5 separate regions of the Homo sapiens genome follow, and regions 2, 3, 4 and 5 are each linked to region 1. A link is a loop called in an ENCODE intact Hi-C map of the cell type or tissue named here. Cell type or tissue: IMR-90. All regions are shown on one strand.

What was found. A loop is a pair of places that touch in the nucleus more often than their neighbours do. Peaks named below come from ENCODE experiments on the same cell type or tissue, not always from the same donor. Only the 100,000 strongest peaks of a DNase experiment are listed, where the experiment ranks them.
Region 2: a loop joins it to region 1, with 3 times the contacts of the local background. A loop is called at or near these places in 71 of 110 quality-filtered maps.
Region 3: a loop joins it to region 1, with 9 times the contacts of the local background. A loop is called at or near these places in 94 of 110 quality-filtered maps.
Region 4: a loop joins it to region 1, with 5 times the contacts of the local background. A loop is called at or near these places in 12 of 110 quality-filtered maps.
Region 5: it touches region 1 in a loop (5-fold over the local background); 12 of 110 quality-filtered maps call a loop at or near these places.

Annotation. Positions count from the first base shown.
Region 1 is chr4:159,173,382-159,178,381 of GRCh38, forward strand. The region is part of intron 1 of RAPGEF2 (Rap guanine nucleotide exchange factor 2); the gene reads left to right. Among named protein-coding and RNA genes, the nearest start is that of MIR3688-1, 47 kb to the left of the region's middle. RefSeq lists an enhancer at 2,005-2,737. In IMR-90, a CTCF peak has its summit at 2,336 (motif pointing left); DNase peaks (open chromatin) are centred at 2,020 and 2,280; H3K4me3 peaks cover 502 bases; H3K27ac peaks cover 533 bases.
Region 2 is chr4:158,727,183-158,732,182 of GRCh38, forward strand. No RefSeq gene overlaps it. Among named protein-coding and RNA genes, the nearest start is that of PPID, 6.3 kb to the left of the region's middle. In IMR-90, a CTCF peak has its summit at 2,967 (motif pointing right); a DNase peak (open chromatin) is centred at 2,979; H3K27me3 peaks cover 822 bases.
Region 3 is chr4:158,854,672-158,859,671 of GRCh38, forward strand. It overlaps FNIP2 (folliculin interacting protein 2), which reads left to right. Exons shown (of 17, transcript NM_020840.3): 9 at 4,386-4,587; 10 at 4,907-4,995. Among named protein-coding and RNA genes, the nearest start is that of FNIP2, 88 kb to the left of the region's middle. In IMR-90, a CTCF peak has its summit at 2,389 (motif pointing right); DNase peaks (open chromatin) are centred at 2,380 and 4,350.
Region 4 is chr4:158,871,543-158,876,542 of GRCh38, forward strand. The region is part of intron 14 of FNIP2 (folliculin interacting protein 2); the gene reads left to right. Among named protein-coding and RNA genes, the nearest start is that of FNIP2, 110 kb to the left of the region's middle. In IMR-90, no CTCF peak of the experiment used is centred here; a DNase peak (open chromatin) is centred at 2,529; H3K27ac peaks cover 175 bases.
Region 5 is chr4:158,993,877-158,998,876 of GRCh38, forward strand. The region is part of intron 1 of SPMIP2 (sperm microtubule inner protein 2); the gene reads right to left. Among named protein-coding and RNA genes, the nearest start is that of SPMIP2, 39 kb to the right of the region's middle. RefSeq lists an enhancer at 2,383-3,582. In IMR-90, no CTCF peak of the experiment used is centred here; a DNase peak (open chromatin) is centred at 3,025.

The sequences.
Region 1 (5,000 bases):
ATGAGTGCTGTTGATAGTGCCTCTGGAATTAGGTTGGTATTAGAAACTTGAGGTTTCCTGAGGGTGATTTGTGCAGACTCTATGGCCCTTTGTTGCGGAGATAGGAGTTCAGTGGAATGATGTATAGCAGCCCCTGTCTGTCCACCCCCAGCTCAACAAGGTTTCTAGGAGGTTTAACTGGAGCCAGACTGTATTTGGGAAATGAATTGAACACCAAGCTGAAGGTTTTAACTCTACTGATAGAGGAGAATTTGTGGGGAAGGTGTTTGGTTGATGTTATTTTTTAATTGAAATTGAAGATAGTTCAGGAATCATTTTATTAGAGAGAGAGTGTATGTCTGTGCCTCTGTTCTCTGTGTGTATACGCAGCTGATTTCTGTTTTTGGTTGTTTTACTTAAATGTTAAATGTAATCATTCACAGCCTGCTAACTTTTGATGGAAAAAACCAGTGCAAATATAGTATGTTAATCTACACATGTAAATTAAAATTTGACTACAAATATTGCAGTCTGAGAGTCTATTAAAATAAGATACTTTTAAAATGAAGATATCTTTTGTTAAATGTATTTTTGCTGCCTAAGAGATGGCAATTCTGGGAAGCTGTAGGCTTGGTGGTGTAATACATTGTTCTGAAGGGGAAATATTTATACTGACTCTTGAAAACAGGAATTGCGAACTGATTTTGGACACTTTCTCTTTTCTTATTTGTTAACAAAATGAGTTTTTGGTGAAAACTAAATTGTTGCTTCTTCTAATGAAAAATCGTAACTTAACAAGTGAAACTTGCTTACGGGATCATTTTTCCCAGGGACGTGACAATTAACATGGTGCATAGTATGCATTTTAGGTTGCTAAACATAACACCCAGTTGGTAATCATAAAAACTGCCTGTGACTTCTGTTGTGACTATATCATTTAACCCTTGTGTTTTCTTCAATGAGAGATAAACTCTTTGAGAATGCAGATTATAGATGATACTTCATCTGTCCCTTAAAATTTATGAAGTACTTGGTACCTTCTTCAGCTCTTGTCCCTTGACACTTGACTGCTCTGGGGCTCCCTGACACCAACTTGAATTAGAAGACGAATGGGATAAAAGAGTGTTTTGTTGTAATTTACAAGTCTGTTTTGTAATTTTTATGGCTAATTAATGAGGTAATTACTAATCACCTTTGTCTCAAGTTTAGGAATTGTTCAAAAACTCAGTCTAAAAAAGCATGCCTTTTTCAGTGGAAAACACTTGAGGAAGTTTTTTGATTGATTTGTTTATTTTTTTCCTCTGGAAAAGAAACCTGAAGAAGTTTTAGACAAACAGGGAATGACTTGAGTCTTTATAATTTACTTCTAGCATTCTTCATACATGTCTTTTCTTTCTTTCTTTTTTTTTTTTTTGAGATAGGGTCTTGCTCTGTTGCCCAGAATGGAGTGCATTGGCACAGTGACAGCACACTGTAGCCTTAACTTCCCGGGCTCAAGTGATTCTCCTACCTCAGCTTCTCCAGTAACTGGGACCACAGGTGCTCGTCACCACACCTGGCTAATTTTGTTTTCTTTTTTCTCTATAGAGATGGGTCTCACTGTGTTTCCCATGTTGGTTTCAAACTTGGACTCAAGCCATTTGTGGGGATTACATATATGGCTGCACTCAGCCATACATATGTCTTAATAAAGTTTAAGCCATACATGTGTCTTATAATGTTTAGGAATCCGAGGCTGAAGAAATATACGAGGGCCTTATCAGCAATGACCAGTAATGTCATTATCAGGTTTTCCTGGGCTTTGATGTGAATTTGAATGAAATCACAATCCTAGGAGATTGTTTTTCTTTTGGGTGTAAATTAGTAAGTTCAGAAACAGTATTTTGCCTTCATATGATTTAGGGTTAAAGTAATTATTGTAACTCTAAAATAATAATTTTTTTTTTGAAAACCATACACTCTGCTATGGATTTTTTTTCTTACATTGTTCAAAAGTATGTGATGATGTAACTCTGGGGTATGAGTCACTCGGATGCACAAAGCACCTCAGCAGGCTGGTGATATGACATTTTTGTTTTATTTGCTCTGGTGCTTTACAAAGATCTGGGGAGGCTGTTTTAAAATAAACATTTCCCTGCTAAGGATGATAGAAGTTAAACAGTTTTAATAGGAGTGCTGATGGACTTGTTCCCGACTTCCTGCCCCTTTTCGTCAGGGACATAAAGAGAAAGGAATCATCATATTCTTTAAGATGATCTTCAGGAATGCTTTAAACCCCCATCTCTGTGTTGACTCACTTGCGAGACCGGCGACTGCTTTTGGGTTCTAGGAAGGACGGTTGGTCCAGTCTGCCACCTTGTGGTTATTTACAGAATTATTTCAGCCTGTATAGGTGTGAGTTTTCTGAAGCCGTAACACACAGATTGAAAACACATTTCCTGCATTTCTTTCTCTCCCTGTTCTCAGGGAGTGCTTAAGATCATGCATACCACCACCCCTGCAGGAATGTTGCCCTTTTCTTTCTTTGCACCCAGCACATCCACCGTTCGTTGCTAGATGCAGAGCTGAGAAAGAGATGTAAGAGAAGACGAGTGTCTTTGTTCAAGGTGCTTCTCTGATCGAGGACATAAAATACAAACCTATTAAAGTGCCCACATAGAGCACATGTGAAGGCCCTAATGTGAATGGTCAAGGTGGTAAGAACTTTAGAGGCTCAGAAAGGAAGTGTTCACTGCCAGTGTTAAATGGGGTCTTGGAGCAGAGGAGGATGGAAGAGTGTTTGGAGGGACTTTGTGTTAGGCTGTACCCAAAGACTGCTGGTCATCATGTGGAAAGGGTACAAGAGGTTGTTGGTGTTTGGGTTTCATTCCAGTGTGGGGAGCCTTGGAACGAGGTGGTTTGAACATGGTGTGCTTGACACAGTGTTAGCAGATACGTGCTCTGGAGGTAACAGGCACCCTCCGCCCCCACCTCAAAGACAGCATTAGCCTTGTTTGGGAAATTCGTGGGTAAAGTTATTAGTCCCTCTCCTGCATGAACTTTAATGTAGTTTGTGAACCTGGCAGAAATATATGCTATACAATGTTGTATAGGACAAGGTACTGTGGGGCATATTTTGGGAAATACTGCAAAAAAATGTTAAAAAGGTTTAACCTGACAATATGCTACTGATGTGTTATATTGAATTACTTCAATATAACAGGTTTTTTTCAAATAATACTTCAGTTGTGTGGATATATTTTGGAAGAAAATATATACAAAATTTTAATTTGTTTTCTAATACCATCCACAGATGAAAAAATATCCAAGAACGGTGCTAAATTAAATTAGGTCTTCAAAGTCAGTTTCAGTAACTCCAATGTGACCTGAAACTTGTGGGAAACCTCTTGTAATTTTAAACAATGTTAAGAGTGAAGTGTAAATATTATAAGGAATGTTTTAAAGGTAGAAAGTCTGTAGGTCCAAATGTTAATGGAATGCATGCAGAATTTTTTTTAACGACTTCATTTTAAGTGTTGTAAAACAGTCTTGAGCTATGGAAGGTAAACTTACATTAGAGAGGAAAATACTTACAGTTTGTTGTCCAGCTCTGCCAGTCTTAAATATGTTCCTAGCCAATCTTTCTTGGAGGAAAAATTAAGTGGCTGTTTTCAAATTGGAAAATTTCCCCATTCTCCTCTTTCTCAATCTTAAGGATATGAGATTTCTTACCAATGTCATTTGGAAAGTATATTTATAACAGATGTGATAAAATATATGTCAGGTACACTTCTCTTTAAACCTAATATAAAAATCTGGATTTATAAAACAGACAATTTAGGGACCCTTATAAGTATTATAAGAATTCATTCAACTTTTTTTTTTTTTTTTGGCATACAGACACATCATAAAAGGATACATTAATTTGTAAAAATTCTGATATATATAGTGTCTCAGGAATATTTTAAATTTTATATTCTTAGGATTACTTGTGCTTTTATTCAGATCTCATTGGCAGTGAACTCAATCACCTTTTTTTCCAGGATCTGATTTTGCCATGAAACTATCAGTACTGAAACTATGTGTAATTTCAGCCACACAGCCTAGTTGCATAGATATTATTCACCGTCTTTTGCAAATATGGTCTCACTAACAAACCCAGGGTCACACAGCTAGGGAGTGGTGGGGATCAGGATTTGAACTCTGCCCATCTGACTCCAAAGCTTGTATTCCTTTTATTACATCTCTCTCCTTCTTAGGATAGCTCTTTTGTATGTTTTAGTGTAGAAGTATTTGAGATCTCCTAAATAAAACACTGCAGCTTAACCATAGCATATCCACTTAACCATACCGTATCAATAAACATAATGAAACTTGCAGAACTTCCCCTTTTCTGCCCCTTCACCATTTGGGTATAGATGTGAATTTGAGCATTGGATAATCTAGCTTTTAACCCCGTTATTAATAATGTTCAAGACGTAACTCTCTAATTCATTGCTAGTGATCTTTTGCCCAAAAGGATAAATTTCATTTTTATCTTTCCAAGTTCCTCTCTCTGATGGATCAACAAGGAAGAATATGTTGGCATCAGGACAGTTCTGGTCCTGTGACCAGTGTCGCTTTAAGCAAGATGCTCCTTTCTCTTCCTCCTTATGTTTAAGTCCATAGACATTTACCACTTAGGCCTCAACCTCCATAGGCCTGCTAATTATGACACAGTCTTGGCCTCAGTTTCCTTGACCATTAAGAAAGACTTTTTAAAGGAATCAATCCACTTCCAAATACAGTTAAATATGTAGGTTCATATATGAAACAAAACCCCTTTTAAAGGAAAAAGATATGTCTTTTTTCTCATGCTGCAGTGGAACATAATCCCCCCACCCCATTATTTTTTGTTGTGTACAAGCAGCAAAGAGTCTATACAGGATAGGAGGGATTGCACCAGCATATGGTATGGGCAGGCAGTCAGGAGAGGAGGTGGAGAAATATTAATCTGCTCTCAGTTCTCCAAAGATCATATTACGACATACTGTACATTGTTA
Region 2 (5,000 bases), 450 kb before region 1:
TAGCCCATTTTATCCCTGAAATAGAAAGGAAAAAGAACACTAAGAGGAGCAAACTCAAAGATACCCCTAATTTACCTTTCCATAGCACTTATAACTTTGTAATATACTGTTTACTTACTTATTTCACATACTCATTAAAAATCAGCTCCTTGGGAATGATAGATAGTAAGAGGAGTTTAAAAAAACAAAATTTAGCTCCACAAGGACAAGAACCTTTGTTTTTTTCATTACTCTATCCCCAGCACTTCTAACAGTGCCTGACACATAGTAGGTGCTCAGTAAATATTTTTGAATGAATGAATTATACAAAATACTAATGGCTTTGAGAATTTTATGAAACAATGTTAACAAGAAATTTTATTTCCATGCCTTTAAGTGTAATTCAAAATGATTCTGTGTATCAGATTTTCATGCTGATCCTTCCAAATTCCAGCACATTAACATAAATATAAAATGTTAATTTCTTATGTTCTCCAATTCCTGGTGTTTATTCACGGTATTTATTCATGGTGGTTCCCTGAAGACCCAGGACGGCTCAGAACAAAACTTCTGTATCCCTTGATAAACTAGAGCATCAAAATCATTCACTAATCCAGTTTCATGTCTTGGCTGCAAACTGGTAACTTTGTCTCACATATATCACAATAAGTTCACATTAACATTTTTATTCTGATCTACTAGCTTAAATTTAACATTTTATTACAAGAATTGACACCCATATGCCATAGCCTCTCAACCATTATTATCATGATGAATATACTTAGGTAGGCATATCTTCTCTGCCATCAGAATTCTGGGGTTCACATTCAGTCTGTAACACATCATATTTTGTGCCTTTGGACGAGTTACTTAGCCTCTTTGTGCCTCACTTTCCTCACCTATAAATCAGAATAATAATATGTATCTCCTAAGGTTATTATGAAGATTAAATGAAAAATATTAAATAAAAGTGTTTTAGTATCTGACACACAGTAAGTACTCAATAAGGGTAAGCAATTACTAACCATAAGTAGCTAATACTTCATTATAATAGTTACATCAACATATTTCAAAATGGATATTAAAACTGCAAAGGAGTTTTGAGGATTCCTTTGCATTCTTACAAGGAAAAAAAAGTGACTCTTTCTGCTCTACTGGTTTCTGGGTGTAAAAGATTAATTCAGATGTTACTCTCACTATGTCTAGGTTTTTCACAGTAAAGCAACAGCTTTATATAAACTGTCATATTCCTAGAACCAAACCAAATAAAAGAATTGTACCTTTCAAAACCACTCAGAACTGGATCTCCAGTGAAAAGATAAACCTTTTCCTAGAAAACACTTGTTCTACTGTCAGTCTGATTACATGGAACAGGACTTCTGAGTTCTGACATCTTGTCTGTGCTTAGCAAGGAAAAGAGCAGAAGAGGCAAAAGCATGCCCCGTTTCTTAGGGTTAACACAGTTTCATCCAGATGGAGTGGGGAGTTTTCCTGATAGCCTTGTTGTTATAATTTCTGCCTGTTGCTCATAAATGTGGTAGAATAATATTAATAGATTGCCTTCCTCCCCAATATTCTCTTTTCTCAATCTCATTGCCCATCACCCCAAACAAGCAGCTAGGCATTCTGTGCTCTTTGCTTTTAAAGAAAGAAGTGACAGCAAAGAAAGCAGAGGGAACAAAGGGAATCTCTTCCTGTCTTTGGTGTTGCAAAAGGCTTGGCTTTACAGAAACAGATAAGACTCTTGGCTATAGCAAAAGATTTGGACAAAACATCTTTTATAAGATCATGGCTTTCCATTCTCAGAAAAAAAATCAAACAAAAAACCCACTTTCTGTGTTGGGAGATGACAAGATTGTGGATGGTGCACAGGGGAAAGTGAGAGAGGAGGCAATGGCAAGGCAGATTTCCACAGTCCCAGAGACAGGGAGTCTTACCATGGTCCCCGTCACATACCTGGGAAGCCACCAAACCTCCATAGATGGGTTTGTGAAATCCAGGAGCAGAGGGACGTGTTCCTTGATTCCTGAACTGTCCCAGGAAGGCAACAGGCCCCAGAAAGAGAACAAGATTCATGGTGTGATTAGGTAGATGGGAACTAGACAGGGTCACAGAGATTTTGTATGCCCTAACTTGAAGTGGAAACAAAACAATATCCCTGTACACCCATGTATGACGTGGAAAAGAAAGGCAGCCTCCACATTTAAAGGGAGCCTGCAGAAGGGAACTCTGAACTCATTAGAGATTTGTAGAACTGATAACTGAGTTAGGATCGTGAATTTCTCACTGGATGCCTGTGTAGGCAGATCACATTGAGAACCAGAGGCTCCAAACCCCCAAATTTGCTGTTATATTAGGCTTTTTTGAATTTAGATCCAACCCCAAGGGAGAGAAAGGAGGAATACCAGAAATAGACACGGATTATGATATTACCAGCCCTTTAAAATAGGCAATTCAGAATTGAATTTCAGCGGAGTTATAGAAAAATAAAGTTGTATTTCATACAGATCTAACTTTATTCCTTTACATGGGCATAGGTTGTAGATCACTGAGGTCCTTACTAGGATCCTGGACAAATTTGAAGTAACATCCAACCTCTTTGTCAAAGATAAGAAATTAGGAAGGATAGCAGAGTTAGAAGAGGAAATTTCAGGATCCTGTCTGTAGAATCAGACTCTGAAACCAAAGATAGAACTCCAAAGAACAGTTTAGCATGTAACTCCTTAAAGAGGAGACGAAATGAATTCTGCCTAGGAAGCACTGGTGTTGATGAGACAGTAACATGTGGGAGAGTTTCCTAACCAAGAATTTCTGCTCTGAACCACATAGAGAAAGTGATGCTTCCACTACAAGAGTCATAATTACAGATCAGAATGAGATAGCAACTCTCAGGTTTTGCCTGCTAAATTTACGAGTATCTAAGGATAACTGTAGGTCTTCTGAGCCAGAACATTGAATAAATGAAAGACGGCAAATGCCACCAGGGGACAGCAGAGTCTCCACCACTGGCAGAAATCATCGCACAGACAGAAGTGGTGCAGTGGACTTAGTGCCTGAGGACTCCCAACGGGACAAGCTTCTTCATCTAGGGGCTGGAAGTGACATGGCAAAAAAGGATATTGATTATTAGTTCACAATAGCACCAGGTAGACAGGGCTTATGTGCAATAAGGAGTAATAGTAAAATCTTTCTGAAGAGCAGTAAGATTATTTTCTTCTCTGCAGAGTAATAGGATTAATGTTTACTGTTTTCAGTTGAAAAAGTGTATTTACCCATATTTGATAGAACAAAACCAGTGATAGACTTGTTCAGTATTTCTTTTCTCTGAAGAAAAAAATGTTACATGAACCTAAAAGAACTTTTAAAACAATGACTTGTGACTATCATAAACAAAAATAGTAATAATTAGCACCTATTGATCATTACTATGTGCCACACTTGTGCCAGGTACTTTACATACTTCATCTTAGTTAGTCCTTAAAATAACTTTGGAATGTAGGTAACTTTATTATCCCATTTTACCTCTGTAATCCTTACAAGGCAAATAAGGGTTAGAGAGGTGAAAAAGTGTTGCCCAATATGATTCTAAAACCACTTCTACCATACACTAGAAAAATATAATCTAACAATCTTGATAGGTTTAAATATTTGTTTTAAAATACCATGATATATAAAGGGCCCCTGAGCTCCTTCTGACATTAATGCTGGAGTTGTTTTATCCCTATATAATTTGGTTTTGAGATATCATAATAAAATGGTTTAGGTTTTTATACCTTTTGTAAGATATTCTAAATTTATAGAATGTGAATAGAGGCAAATAATACATTTTTTCCACAGGAAATAAAAACAATAATAAAACTTCCACCAAATCTCTTTGCATGGAGTGAGAAAGGTTAGAGAATTAGTGCCAATCTTTTGGCATCTCCATGAACTTCCCTAATTCTGTGCAGAGATAGAAGCCAAAAGAAACAAATAGATGTGCAACTAACAGACGCTGGTGTCTCTGAAAAAGGGTTATGCTAAGTAGAAGAGTTTATGTAGAGAGGATCTGTTAGGGCTTATTGATTGACTCGACTTTTGTGACCTGTTGAGGATTTAAGATATTTTCCCAACAGCAACAGTAAACCAATGAAAAGGATTTTCAGCAGGGTTGACATGAAAAGATTTGCATGTTTAAAAGACTATTCTGGACCGAGCACCACGGCCCACACCTGTAATCCCAGCACTTTGGGAGGCTGAGGCAGGGGGATCACCTCACCCAAAGTCAGGAGTTCAAGACCAGCCTGGCCAACATGGCAAAACCCCATCTCTACAAAAAATACAAAAATTAGTTGGGCATGGTGGTGGGTGCCTGTAATCCCAGCTACTTGGGAGGCTGAGACAGGAGAATCACTTGAACCCAGGAGGCAGAGGCTGCAGTGAGCTGAGATCATGCCACTGCACTCCAGCCTGGGTAACAGAACAAGACTCTGTCTTAAAAAAAAAAAAAAAAAAAAAAAAAAAGACTATTCTGGTTCTAGCTTGGAGAACAAAATGGAGGGGAGCCATAATGGATTTAAAGAGGATACTGAGCAGGTTACTATTGGTGAGTGATGACTCCACTTGTACTAAAGTTGTGATAGTAAAGATGGATAAAAATGAATGGATGGGAAAGGTACAGGGGTGATCAACAGTAACAAGTGTTGGACTGGATGTGGGATATGACTGTGCAGAATGGAAAAAGGATGACACTTGGCTTCCTGAGATACACAATTGGATGGATGGTGAGGCTGTTTACTGAGATGAGGAACACTGGAAGAAAAAGATAGCGTTTGAGTGGAATATCATCACTTTGGTCTCAACATGGTACCTCATGTTGAATTTGAGGTACCTTTGAGACATCCAAATAGAGATACTGAGTAGTTAGTTGGACATATAAAGGGAAAGATCTAACACTGAGATATAAATTTAGGTATCATGGTATACAGATGATAATTTAGTGGGGAAAGGTGTAATAGTTGGACAGGGGGAGTAGAGGGTGA
Region 3 (5,000 bases), 320 kb before region 1:
ACTGTATTTTTATGCTTAAGTTCAACACAGAATGGACTGCCATGTAGAAATGTGATTGGACAAAGAAATATGATCTAATGGTAATAGACTTAAGCAGGAAAACCCAGCAGGACCTGTCTTGTCGGAATTCTTTTTGACCTCTCTGTATGGCATTCCTTCCTCCCAGGTAGAGGGTAAGACCCCTCCGAAATGGGAGGGTCTTATGATCTATTTTCAGGCAAGGTAGGTCAGAGAAATTATTTGTGACCAGCACTTACAAAGGTGGGAGAAAGTTAGAATAGTATTTCTATAATAGGTTTTACAGTTAGCTTTGGGGAAAAAAGAGGCTCATGTTTTTTTGATTTACCTTGGGGAACAGGAATCTTAGTTTCTATGCCTTTGGGGAGAAAGAGGAGTAGGAGAAGGAAGGGCAGAATAAGGTCAGAAAAGCAAGGTCTTGCTTTTGAGCCCCTGTCCTTCAGTTCAAAGTACTCAGCATACCAAAGTGTCATACTTTGGGGTATCCTTTTCTGAGCTTCATTGTCTCATTAGACTTCATCCGAACACATGCTTCATTGTCCCATTAAACTTCACTTACAGCACAAAAGTCCAAAGATAAAATTATTTAAAATTCAAAATGGTAATCACAGAACATTAAATGAAGCCTGGGGCCCTTGTGAGAGGGGGGACGCTGTGCGTGTGGGGTCGCATGCCCATGCAGCCAGCCCTTAATAGAGTACTGCTGAACACCGAGAACATGAGTGTGGCAGACGTTTTGAATTGATTACTGTGCCCGTGAAGATCCCTTTTTTTTTGAGACGGGAATCTCACTCTGTCACCAGGCTGGAGTGCAATGGTGCAATCTCAGCTCACTGCAACCTCTGCTTCCCGGGTTCAAGCGGTTCCCCTGCCTCAGCCTCCTGAGTACCTGGGATTACAGGCGTGTGCCACCATGCCCAGCTAATTTTTGTATTTTTAGTAGAGACGGAGTTTCACCATGTTGGCCAGGATGGTCTCGATCTCTTGACCTCGTGATCCTCCCACCTCGGCCTCCCAAAGTGCTGGGATTACAGGCGTGAGCCACTGCACCCGGCCTAAGATCCCTTCATTTAAAGGATTTGTAGTTGATCTCTCCCTTTTGGCAGATATGTGGTTGGGAAAATTAGTTTTTTATGCTAGAGACAGGAGAATAGTGGGTACCAAACACTATGATTGCTTCTGGCTTTGACAGAAAATTCATGGTAATTAAAAATGTCCTTCCTAAGAGAGTTAAAGGTAGCAGGGATGATAGTCACAGTTTCTGTTTTTTGTTAGAATCGGGCAACACTTTATTCTATAAAATAGAATGAATGTTTTCAGTATTCACAATTCTTAACAGTTGGCTCCACGCTGACCTCAGAGCCCCCTGCTGTGCCAAGTGGTAGGCTTTGATTACTGGATGGGGAATGGGGCTTGGGCATCTAACAGCTAACCTCAAGGATTCCATCACTTACCGAGGCAATTGAAACCCTAAAGAGCAAGGTGTAATGTCCCAGGAAGCCTTTTGATTTGACTTATTAAATTGGACCAACTTTATAAAGTTGCTGATGGGATGTTCTTTGACCTACAAAACATTAATTTCATATAGTCCAATGTAATACATAGGTTCAGTATAAGTTCAAAACTGACATAAATAACAATTAGACTAAGGAGTCCTGATACCAGTGATAGATTATTGAGATGTACTTAAATAGCCATTTTTGCTTTAATTATTTATGATCTTGAAGTACTTACAATGTATATAAATGATTATCGATAAGTGTTAACAAAATTCTATTTGATTTCTTTATTAGGAAAAAAATTGTATGTAGCTGCAGCCTTTCCTTGACTCTCAGGGCTGTCGGTTGATCAGACTGCTTCCAGCTCCTTTCCTCAGTGCTCTGCGTGGCATGATGCATTGACTAGCATGAGCACCAGCAGACAGATTAGGCATGGGGTCAGAATCCCTGGTCATTGCCAGTATCCAAGTCATGAGCCTAGACTAGAAGATAGGAATCCTGGGTTCTAACTCCAGCATTGTTACTAAGAACCTTTCTGTTCCTGAGGAAAGTTGAGGTAGAACTCTGCCTCAGTTTCCACATTTGCAGTACAGCCTGTGTACCTTCTCTGGTGACATGGAGATAAAGTACTGATGAAGTACTGGGACACACACTTAAATTTTTGAAAACATTCTTAAACATCATTTTTTGTAGAATAATTTCTAAATTATAAGTAAGATACTACGTGACCTGATTTATTCCACGTTGCATGGTTGATGCAAGACTACAGAATGAAACTCAGTTGATTTAGAATTCAGTGGAGGGTTATGGTGAAGCAAGTAAGTTCTCCACTCTATTATAGCTATGGAAGTTTTTCAGAAATTTCAGCAGGTGGCACTCTCTCCTACATTAAAACTGATGAGAGCATTGGCTATTGTTTATAGGGTGGAGATGTTGATGAGAAACTGTATTGGGTTCAGTGTTTATTATAATTTGATTATTAAAGGTCAAGCTGGCCTAAAGATGAGTGGACTGATACAGTCATTTTACTTTTGAAAAAGAAGGGAAATGTAAGATGACAGACAAAGTGGAAAGGATTGCAAGCAAGCCTTATTGTAATATAAACTCAGAAGAATTTCCTATACAGAACAGAAATCAACTACTGTAGTGCAAGAAAACAAGGCTTTAGTGCCAGTACCTTGGTAAAGAAGAGAGAACATTGTATGAAATTGTGTGAAGTTCTAAGGAAACCTCAAGAATTTTCTCTGATGATTAGAATCCGGGAATTTCCCAGGGAAAGCAATTGATGGTTTATTGTAATGTGTAGCATTTATAACAGCACCATGTGCCATCAGTAACATCTGGAGTGAAAACCTTTTACTGATTTACCAACCATACCTACATCTCCAGGATCTTGCTTGAAGTTAAGGGAAATAGTAACACATAATGAGGTTAGAATAAGATGTCTATCTCCTTTCCTTTAAAAATAAAATAGCCAGGTGCAGTGGCTCACGGCTGTAATCCCAGCACTTTGGGACACTGAGGTGGAAGGATCACTTGAGCCCAGGAGTTCAAGACCAGCTTGGACAATGTAGGGAGACTCCATCTCTACCAAAAAAAAAAAAAAAAATGTATCCGGGCATGGTGGCATGTGCCTGTAGTCCCAGCTACTTGGGAGGCTTAGGTGGGAGGATCGCTTGAGCCTGGGAAATTGAGGCTGCAGTGAGCCATGATCACACCACTGCACCCCAGCGTGGGTGACAGAGTGAGACCCTGTCCCCCCAAAATTAATTAATTAATTTAATAGCTTTCCTGACCATAACACTTTTGGCATATGTATGTTTAATAATAAAATCTAGGTTTATTTGAAATCATACAAGCTATGAGTAGAGCCCTAAGTAAATAAGTTGAAGACCAGGGGGCAGAAGGCTAATTCTCATATTCTGCCCAGCATGAGTAATTGTTATGTTGTAATTTATAGTAAAGAAAATGGAGGAAGCAGTTCCTTTCTATATTTGGCAGAGATAGGAGACTAGATGATGGAGTTAGAAAGAGAAAATGTATCGCCAGTCTAGGGCTCTCATTTGCAATGTTAGGTCCTTTGTGTTGGTGTTTTTGTAGGAAAAAACTATTTTATTTGTACTCTTGCTGTTAGTAGCTATTTGGTAGCTACACTGGCTTTTCACAGTAGTTAAGTAAGAGACATGGTTAGGCCATTTTTGTGAGGCTTACCCCACAAGACAAATTAAATATATATTTAGAAGTTTTGGGCTTCGTGGCTGTCATCATAGAAGCCGAGTCTCTCAAAAGAATCAGGTTTTTTGAAAATTTTACTGTAGCAGAAGAGAGGTAAGTGTTTCTGCTTGGAGGATTTTCAGAGAGCTTAATCATATGGCTTAATCTGAGCATTTAGAAGAGTTACTTGATCTAGTAGTTTTAATAGCCCTGGGAAAGTAATCCTGGAAGTACCAGTACATGTTCAAATGTTTACTCTTGTTCAATAGAATACCACGTAGTATCATTCCTCTTTTGATGTCTTATCTATTGGTATCTGACTATGTTTTGGATAAACAGATATTTCACATTCCTTCCTAAATATCATCAATTTGACATAAAACGATTCAAAGGAAAAGGACAAGAGTAACAACGGGAAATTTAAATTACTTGTAGCTTTCATTTGAGCTTCTTTCCATGTTAGGATAATACCGTGTGGCAGGCAAGCTGATGTTCTCATCTTCATGCCAGGGAATTATAGAAAAGAATGAACTAAAGGCAGAGATACTCTTAGTTATGACTGAATGTTCTGGGTGTCATCCCCAGTCATTACAGTTGACCTTCAGTGTGACTCACTGATGCATGGCAACTTTTCAAACTTATATTTCCCTCCAGGTCAACTGATGAGACATTCAGCTTGGCTGAAGAAACCTGTAGCTCTAATCCAGCTATGGTTAGGAGGAAGAAAATTGCCATAAGCATCATCTTTTCCCTATGTGAGAAAGAAGAAGCACAAAGGAATTTCCAGGACTTCTTCTTTTCTCATTTTCCCCTGTTTGAATCTCACATGAACAGGCTGAAGAGTGCAATTGAAAAGGTAATAAGGATGTAATCCAAAGTCAAATAGAGAAGTGATTGTGGGGCTTTGAAGATGGCAGAATTTCTTTGCCGATGTATCAGATGTCTTTCCTAAGGAAGTTAAATCACCTGTAGCAGTGATAAATTTTAGGCATGTTGATGTTAGTTACCAGATACTGGGTTACCTTAGGGAAGGAAATGACTGCTTTTTCGTGACTGAAGGCATTATTACCTTGAGTGTTGTTAATTGATTACATAATTTTTTTTATTAATACAGCCCAGTAGATAAGTTATAAAATTTCTTCTCAGTAATTTGACTTGCTTTCTCTTCAATAAAGGCTATGATCTCCTGTAGGAAAATAGCAGAATCAAGTCTCCGAGTCCAGTTTTATGTCAGCCGTTTGATGGAAGCTCTGGGAGAATTCAGGTAAA
Region 4 (5,000 bases), 300 kb before region 1:
TGAAGCAGATGTCAACATAACCTCCCTCAATGGGGAGGGCTAAGAGATGAGGATAGGGCCATCAGAAGCTGGGGAAAGCCAGCCCAGTGTACACGTGTGTGGCCAAACGTTCCTAACCCCACCCCTGCTTTGTGGTCACATGCCACCCCTCACCAGGATACTCCTGGGATGAAACTATGAAGTTGCTTTTGTCCCTATAATATCATAATTATTTAATATCATAATTTCTCTTTATAGTTATGAACACCATATAGTCATTTATCATTTCATGAGTCCATGCATCAATGACCCCTGTAAGAAAAATGCCCTCATTGTATAATGCTAAGTTGTCCAAAACGATGTCTGATGCTTTGGCAATTTCACAGGCTGTATTTATGTGTGTTTAGTAACTGCCTATAACATTAAGGCACCTTTTCTGTCCGCTCCTATTGTTTATATTCACACATGCCAAACTGTGAGTTGTTTTTTTTTTTCTGCTCTGCTATCATTTTGATTTCTAACAATATTGGTGTTGGTTATTGGACCTTCCTTCCATGAAGCCCAGTGAGCTGCTTCTGACAGAGGTACCAAGAGACTACAGGGGAACTAATGGGATTGTCCTCAGTGACATCAGTTTTACCAGCTGGGGACTTTGTTTGAATGCCCTGGATTTACTCACTGACCACTCTGGAAATGCAATCTATTGATTGATAACCCTCCTTGAACTTATCTGTAAAACCATTCATGAAATATTTTATGTTTCCATAGGCTGGCAAGTTCTCATTTTTGTGTGTTAGATTTTCATGGTGACCCTCTGGCTCTATAATTCTTTTATTTGAAAAAACACAACCATGTTTACTCTGTCATTACTCTTCAAGCTTTTTCGTATTTCATTTTCCCTTCCTTTTAGAAGGAGTGTTTTCACACTGTAGCTTTTCTCATTTCTTTATGCAATCACCCTGAGAGATCGAAAGTTATTAAGCATAATAACCTATATTGTGTCAAATTGTGGGTACATCCAAAGTGCAGCCATGCGTGGGTGTTAATAGGAAATTCCAAAGGGTTCATAAAAATATCTTCAGAAGTTTAATACATTCAGAATATATCCAATTAGCATTAGTGGATTTCTAATTTCACTTGACACATTCATCATAATGAATTTTGCTTTTGAAGTAGTGTTCTGTTTAAACTGGCGCTCTGGTCTATGGTAGTGTTTTTTTTTTTTTTTTTAAAAAACAGGCTTACTTTCAACATCCATTTACAAACATTTGTTGAAAAATATTTTAGGAGTATTTGTTTAAACATTATTCCGAATTTACTGCTCCATAAAGCCTAGTGAATATTTAAATTCTTGAATATGTTGCCAGAAAAAGAAGCAGAGATCCAAAAACAAGTATATGACCAGAGTTAGAGCTGAAATAATAGCTTGTTGAAGAAGAGAAAATTGTAATAAATTGCTTTATCAAACTTGCTTTCAAAACCTGTTTTTTAAGTTGGGCACAGTGGCTCACGCCTGTAATCCCAGCACTTTGAGAGGCCAAGGTGGGTAGATCACGTGAGCTCAGGAGTTCAAGACCAGCTTGGGCAACATAGCAAGACTTCATCTCAAAAATAAAATAGCGTTAAAAAAAAAAAAAGAAAAAACAAACCTATTTTTTGAACATTAATTTCAGTGCTCATGCTAGATTTCAGCAGGCTTTGGTACTCATAATTCTTTTTAGAGAAGGATTTTTAACTGTTTAAAAGCAATTGATTCCAGTTATTGATCTCTTTTCTAGACCTGTGCACAATTTGGATTTAATAATCTGTCTTATGTAAATTAAATGTGGTGGTTTTTTTTGTTTTGTTTTGTTTTTGTTTTTGTTTTTGTTTTTTTTGAGGTGGGATCTTCCTGTATTGCCCAGGCTGGACTTGAACTGGGCTCATGTGATCCTGCCTCATTCTCCCAAGTAGACAGGATTATAGGCACAGGCCACTGTACCTGGCTCTAAATGTACACTTTTATAACTGCTAGTTTGGAGTTTTTCTCTCATTGAGAGATTGCTTTGTAATGCTTCCAATGTTAAGAATTTTTTTGTACTTTTCTTATCCTAGTCTCTTATGAAAGAAAGATATAGTAACTACTTCATCAATTTTCATTTTTATTACTGACTTTCACATATCAAGATTCAGAAGTTCTTTAAATATTTAAACACGTATTCTTGTTTAGTCCATATACTACCTCTTTTCTGTCATTTGAACTCTCTCTGCCTCCTAATATATAGGTTATACAGCTGCCTTAAATTAGTGTAAAGTAATACGGTTTCAGTTTTTTTCTTGCCACATCTTGTGCATTCTTTCCTCTGTTTTCCTTTTGACTTTAAATGGAAAGAGAGCAGGCGTATGCGCCAGCAGCATTCTATGCCTGTGACTCCTGAGTAGCCTTTTCCCTCTCCTTTTTCCTCTTGTGTCTGGCCTGTGAATACAGCTGACTGTATACAGGGTTACTGTTGGGGTTATTGTGGGGCAGTGTAAGGTGATGAAGATCTCACTGACTTAGTGTTGATGGCTTGAGTTTGAGTCCTGGTATTACCACTCGTTTGTTGATAATCTTAGGTAAATAAACTGGCATTGCTAAGCCCCAGAAAAATGTATTTAGTGGAACAGATGAAATATGATTCAGTGGTTAGGAAGTTAACTTCTGAAGACAGACAAACCTAAGTTTGAATCATGGTTCACCCCTTAGTGGCTTTGTGGCCTTGGGCAAGTTTCTTTAATTTTCTTATCTATACTGTGAACAGTACTTACATCATAGGTTTGGTCTGAAGATTCTGTGAGATAATGCATATCAAGTGGTTAGCACTTTGCCAGGCACATTGTTAAGTGCCCAATAAATGTGGGCCAAATGTGATAGCTCACCCCTGTAATGCCAGAGCTTTGGGAGGATCCTTTGAGATCACCCTGGGCAATATAGCAAAATCCCATCTCTAGCAAAAAAAAAAAAATAGCTAGGCATGGTGGCACATGCCTGTAGTCCCAGCTACTCAGGAGACTGAGGCAGAAGGCTTGCTTAAGCCAAATGTTCAATGCTTCAGTGAGCTGTGATCATTGCCACTGCACTCCAGCCTGGGTAACAGAGCAAGACCTCATCTCAGTAAATAATAATAATAATATATGTAAAAGTGCTTTGTAAATGATACAGCAATATATCATGTTTTTAATATGGGAGAGCAGAATGACAACCATTATTTTCGTAAAAATGAAAATTACTGTCAGAGATAAGAAAGCTATATATGGGCCAGGCACGGTGGCTCATGCCTGTGATCCCAGCACTTTGGGAGGCCGAGGTGGGCTGATTGCCTGAGCTCAGGAGTTTGCGACCAGCCTGGGGAACACAGTGAAACCCCGTCTCTACTAAAATACAAAAAAAAAAAAAAGTTGCCAGGTGTGGCAGCGGGTGCCTGTAGTCCCAGCTACTTGGGAGGCTGAGGCAGGAGAATTGCTTGAACTCGGGAGGCAGAGAGGTTGCAGTGCGCTGAGATCATGCCACTGCACTCCAGCCTGAGCAATAGAGCGAGACTGTCTCAAAAAAAAAAAAAAAGAAAAGAAAGAGAAAAGAAAGCTATATGCGTATGTACTTAAAGTTCTCCTAACTAGTCAATGGCCTTGTCAATCCCAGGGGACTACTGTTGGGAATGATTGAACAGAACCTGTACACACATTCATTGAGTGCTAAAAGCATTCACTTTTGCTTTGCCCAGGAGCAGACTGGACAGCTCTAACTCTGCAGGGCAGGGTCATCAAGACCAAAATTAACACTACGTTTTGATGTTTTTTAAAAAACAACTATGCTCCAGGGCTTCAAGCATTTTACAGAATAATTTATAAGATGAAGTAACCATTGGATACAGCAGCCTCTTCCATTTAATTTTAAGCGTAGCAACAGATTGACTCCAGAAATATCATGCAGGAATCAGTAGCACAGATAAAGAGCTTTGCTAAAAGCCTGGCTGTGATATATATATATATATATATATATATGCTCATGAATACCTAATTAGTCCATGCAGTGCAATCAACCTGTAGGACTATAAAAGAACAGCAAGTCCCTTCAAATGGTAAATCATTACTTAAGTAACACAGATAACATTAAATACCTCAGGTCAGCAACAACCTTAAAATCAATAGGATACAAAGAAAACATCTATGTAGGACAAATCCACTATTTTGGAACATCTCTCGTTGTTTTCTTTTCCCCATGTTTGGATAATAAACATGGCAGTGCCTCAGGCCTCTAGCACTGTCTTCTATAGCCACAGCCCTCAATACAACACTACCTATGTCCACTGGCCTATGGAGCACTTTTAAAACTACATATTTTGACCTATAAATGGGTTTTGATTACCAGTTTTTTTAATGATATAGAACTAAAATCATCACACATTAGGCTTCTTATTGATTAGTGAAACCTTTGTATTATGTGTGTGTGTATTTATACACATGTGCACACATGTCACACTTGTATGCATATGGCATGTCATGCCAGGTTATGTCATATAAGCATGTATGCCAGGTCATGATGTTAAAATGTATTTCTTATCATGGATTGTGGTTAAAAAAAATACTGATCTCTGGGTATCCCCAACTCCAATCTGAAATCATTGTGATTCTCTCGCCTTCTCAATGTGACTAGTCTTTTTAAAGTTCCTTTTGATCTTCCCAAATGGCATCCCTGTGTCCACTTTACCCACTTCCACCGCCTTGTGCAGTGCTGCAAGAGGACTTTCTAAAGCATGAGACAATCATTTACTCTTTTGCTTGAATAGCTTCCTATTTTCTAAGAGACTAAACTGTAAACTCCATAGCTGGAATTGCCCCTTTTATGTCCTTCAAATATACACACATACCCCTGTATCTCCTCTTATGCCCCAGTAACACTGTTTGCCATTCTTTAAATAGTCCACCTTTCCTCACACCTCTCTGCCTATCAGATTATGCTTTCTTTGCCTAGGACACTATTGAACAAACTTTTTTACATTTTT
Region 5 (5,000 bases), 180 kb before region 1:
AATTTTCTCCAGCACTTGGGAATTTGTGTCCATTCAGATTTCTCAGGATTGAAGAATAATGTCTTCCTAATCTGACCATAATACCTTCCTTAACCTTTTCTCATTGTTAAACCGAACACTATGAGGCTTATTGTAAATGCTTCCTTCTATGGAGAACCTATCTAATCCCTTCAAGTCAAAATTAAACACTCAGCACGATGTAGATGGTAGCTTCATTGAATTTCACTTCTTCTTTTCTATATCAAATTTACTGGATCTTCCTCATTTGTAAGCTCTTGGAGAAGAGTTGTATCTTATTTATCTCTGTTAATTCTTAATGGCCAGCACTGTGCTTTGAATGTGGGAGATCCACAGAAGAAATGGATGTTGAATAAGTAAGTGAATTGTTGATTGAATACATGAATTAAAGAGTTCCATTAAAAGACTGAAGATATATAAAGTCATATTGGGTGAGAGGCAAGCACTTCTTTAAATTTCCAACTAGCAACTTAATTTCCAGAACTGCCTTAAAACCCTCCTATTCTGGAATTTATGTTAAGATACTTAAGTGTAAGGTCAGAGGAAGAATTGCTTTTCACTACATTTATTTTTAATACTTAGAGGTAGAAGGATGAGAGCTCACAGTTACATTATTTCATTTTATAATATTGCCTCATGAGGTCAATCCTCTATTTCAGTGACCAGATGGAAACCCACCAAATAAATAAATCAAAAGGAATCAAGTAGACCTTGGAAATGAGTGTTTCAATAGGTATATTTGATAATCTGTTGACACTAGAGTCATAATTTGCCCCTTGAAGATGTGCAGTGCAGAACAGCTGGGCTTGTCAGGGGAATCAAGCCAAGGTAAAGGTCAGAGAGCGATGGTGGGATTCGAACCTATGAAATGAACTCTAATGGGCACGTCTGACATGTGCACATAGGGGGAAGAAAAAAGGAGATACTGCTAGAGATTAATTACTACAACTGCTAATGTGAATAAGGCTCTCCAATTCTGACATTTACCACAGAATGAACTCATGGCCCGGAAAATTTTTAAATGCTGCATTTCAATTCAGTTGGTACAATTATGCAATGGGCCTAACCACTGAAAGAACTGAAAGGCTAGGTTTGTCAAATTTCTGAATGAGCCAAATAAACAGCAGGCTAAAGCATCCTTGCTACATACCTTAGTTCTATTCTTAAATGATAAACTTTCTCATTTTTTTCATTTTTCTTTTTAATAAAGACAAAGTCTTGCTGTGTTGCCCAGACTGATCTTGAATTCCTGGCCCCAAGTGATCCTCCTACTCTGGACACCCAAAGTGCTGGGATTACAGGCATGAGTCCCGTGCCTGGACTTTGTTATTATTCTTTTTGTTTTTTTGTAGTCAAACTTTCCTGTGGACAACCTGAAAGCAGGGGCAGTGGTTACTAATTAAACTGCTTCCAATAATAAACTCGTGGGATTATTGTGTCAACTAGGTAACTGATATAATTATGCCTCAAATTATAAATTGGAATTCAGTCACAAAGAATTAGAGAATTCACCTGACACTTATGCACAGCTTAACTGATGGCTTAAATAATATATTTGGCACCTTACCACATGCCCAATACTGGCTCAGTGTGAACAAAGGTCATTATGACATGGCCTCTGTTTTTCTGGCCTCCCATACAATCTAAAGACCATGCTCACCTCCTTTAGAAAATATTTTCTGAGCTGGACATGGTGGCTCAGGCCTGTAATTCCAGCACTTTGGGAGGCCGAGGCAGGTGGATCACAAGGTCAACAGATCAAGACCATCCTGGCCAACATAGTGAAACCCTGTCTCTACTAAAAATACAAAAATTAGCTGGGCGTGGTGGCGTGTGCCTGTAGTCCCAGCTACTCAGGAGGCTGAGGCAGGAGAATCGCTTGAACCCGGGAGACGGAGGTTGCAGTGAGCTGAGATTGCACCACCGCACTCCAGCCTGGCAACAGAGTGAGACTCCATCTCAAAAAAAAAAAAAAAAAAAAAAAGAGAAAACATTTTCTGTTCTTCATGGCAGACATTATTATTCACTGAAACTTTAAAGTACAATTTGATCTGTTTCATTTGTGTGCTGAGGTTTCCTAGCCGTTTCGTGACTATGTGTCTTGTCTCTTTGCTTGACAGTTAACCCGTTTTTCGTCCCTATTAGAGACTCGCACGACGTCTCGTTTGCTTTGGAACCTCTTTAGCATTCTGGACAGTGCAATGCACCAAGCAAATGCATAGTAATATTTGCTGAAAGAAGACTGCTTGCTCATTAAATTTGCTGATGTAATCAAAAATATAAAATTCTGTAGTTTTCCTGTCAAGTAGAGAAAGAAGGCAGAATCAAAAATTTTGTAAACATCCTTGGACTTTTAGTTGAAAAGTAAAACTGACCCATCTTGACAAAATTTTGCAACCAGGTGAATCCACATATTCATCTCTCCTGAAAGGAAAATCTAAGTAGATAACAAATAAATTACATTTTCTTTATTTTGGCTTGCAATTTTCCTAGCATAAATGTGCATGGTATAGTCAGTTTTATTATAAGAAATGCTCACCATTCACATAGATAGTCTCTAGATATTTCATGAAAAAAATTAGTAAGATTTGTGTATATAGAACTAATAAAAATCCATTTGAGTGCTGCAAGTAATAGGAAATCCATTGCAAAATTGATTAAACAATTAAGGAAAATTATGTCCCATAATAAGATCTTCTGAGGCAGGAGGAATCCAGGGTTGCTTTCTTCAGTAGCTCAATGATGTCTTCGGAATCACAGGCTTTTCCATCTGTGTGCACTGCATCCTCTCCTTACCCCTGGCCAGTTCCCCTTGAGGTCCCAAGGAGGCTGTCACGGTTTCAGTTATCATAGGCAGATACAATGATGTTCAAGAGGGTGTGTGTATGTTTAATCAGCAGGGAAGCCCTTCCTAGAAAACCTCAGATAAATTCCTCTCTCATTTTATTCACCAGGATTGAGTCATTCGTCTCTTCCTAAAACCAAGAGCTGGCAAGGGAACTGGAATTTCGATGACTGGCTTGGATGATTCAGAATTTAATCCTGAGTCATGTGAGGTCAGGGTAGACACCCAAATAAAATGGAAGCTCTCTGGAAAGGGAGAAGAGTGTGCTGGCCTCTGGGTAGTCAGCTACAAAGCAAAAAGGAAAACATTCCTCAGAGAAAACACACACACACAAACACACAGCTACAATGCAACTTTTTACTGCTGCTGTGCAATTTACTTTTAAGACCACATGAAATTATTTGAAGTTACTTCTTTTCTCCTCTTTGGTCTCTGTTGCTAGCTAAATCATAATTAGTTTGGTGTTCGTACTATCATACTTGTGAATATGGCTTTTTTTTTTTTTTTTGAGATGAAGCTTCGCTCTTGTTGCCCAGGCTGGAGTACAATGGCACAATCTTAGCTCACTGCAACCTCTGCCTCCTGGGTTCCAGCGATTCTCCTGCCTCAGCCTCTGAAGTAGCTGGGATTACAGGCATGCGCCACCACACCCAGCTAATTTTGTAATTTTAATAGAGACAGGGTTTCACTGTGTTGGTCAGGCTGGTCTCAAACTCCTGACCTCAGGTGATCTGCCCACCTCAAAAGTGGTGGGATTACAGGTGTAAGCCACCGGACCCAGCCAAGGATATGGGTTTATACTAAAGCAATGCAAAGAAATGAAGGCAAGCCAGGGGCTCATTCAGAAACTATCCTCACAAAAGGCAAGGGAGAGGGCAATTATTGGTATTCCTCCATATTCAAGCTCTTTAGTTGTTGTTGTTATTGTTTAGAGACAGGGTCTCACTCTGTTGCCCTGGCTGGAGTGCAGTGGCACAATCCTGACTCACTGCAGCCTTGAACTCCTGGGCCCAAATAATTCCCCCACCTCAGCCTCCTAAGTAGCTGTGATTACACGCATGGGCCTCCACACTCGGCTAATTTTTAAAATTTTTTTGGTAGATATGAGGGTCTTACTATGTTGCCCAGGCTGGTGTCAAACCCCTGGCCTCAAGTGATCCTCCCACATCGGCCTCCCAAAGTGCTGGGATTACTGACATGAGCCACTGTGCCTGGCCTCCATAATCAAACTCTTTGATCTAGAGCAGAGGTCAGCACATTTTTTTTTAAAGGTCAGATAGTAAATGTTTTAGGCTTGCAGGTCATACATACAATCTCTATCACAACTCCTCAACCCTGTCACTGCAGTGGACAATACGTAAACCAGTAAGTGTGGCTGTGTTCTAATAAAACAGAATTTATGGGCACTGAAATTAGAATTTTATATAGTTTTTATGGGTTGGTAAATATTTTTCTTTTAACTTTTTTCAACCACTTACAAAGTGAAAGCCCACTTTTAGCTGTATAAAAAAAGGTGGCAAGCCAGATTTGGCACATGAGCCATGGTTTACTAAATCCTGTTCTACAGCAGTTTTCATATTTGTCTTTTATCTTACATCTCCTTCTTGCATATTTTAGATATGAATGAAGCTTCTCTATTTATTAGACTTAATTAATTGATTACATAACTGCAAAAATAAGTATTTCATTTAAGTGGACTATTTTGTAGATTCATAAAAGAACGTACTTTTTATTTGTACAATAACAGGTCCCAGTGGAGAGTCTTGCTTGACTCTACATTGCCAGTGTCAATTTGGCCCCATATCATTTCTGCCTTTGTGTTAATTGGTTTTCTTATTATTAGAGTTGTATAAATGACCAGTGAGAAGATGTGAATATAAAACAGATTTGCCAGCACAATAAAAAATAGAAAAGTGGGGAAGACACTAAATTATACAGATAGATTGGAAATAACATTAGGTAAGAATCGCGCCGGTTTTACCCACACTGGAAAGAGCTGAGAGGTATGCATAGCTCTTTTATTGCTCTGAGTAATGATGGTAATTATGATGTAATCCACAGAGCACAACCGACACTGGACTGGGTGGAAATAGTGCTCTCAATCCTCCACTCTATAACAATATGGCTTGTAAAACGT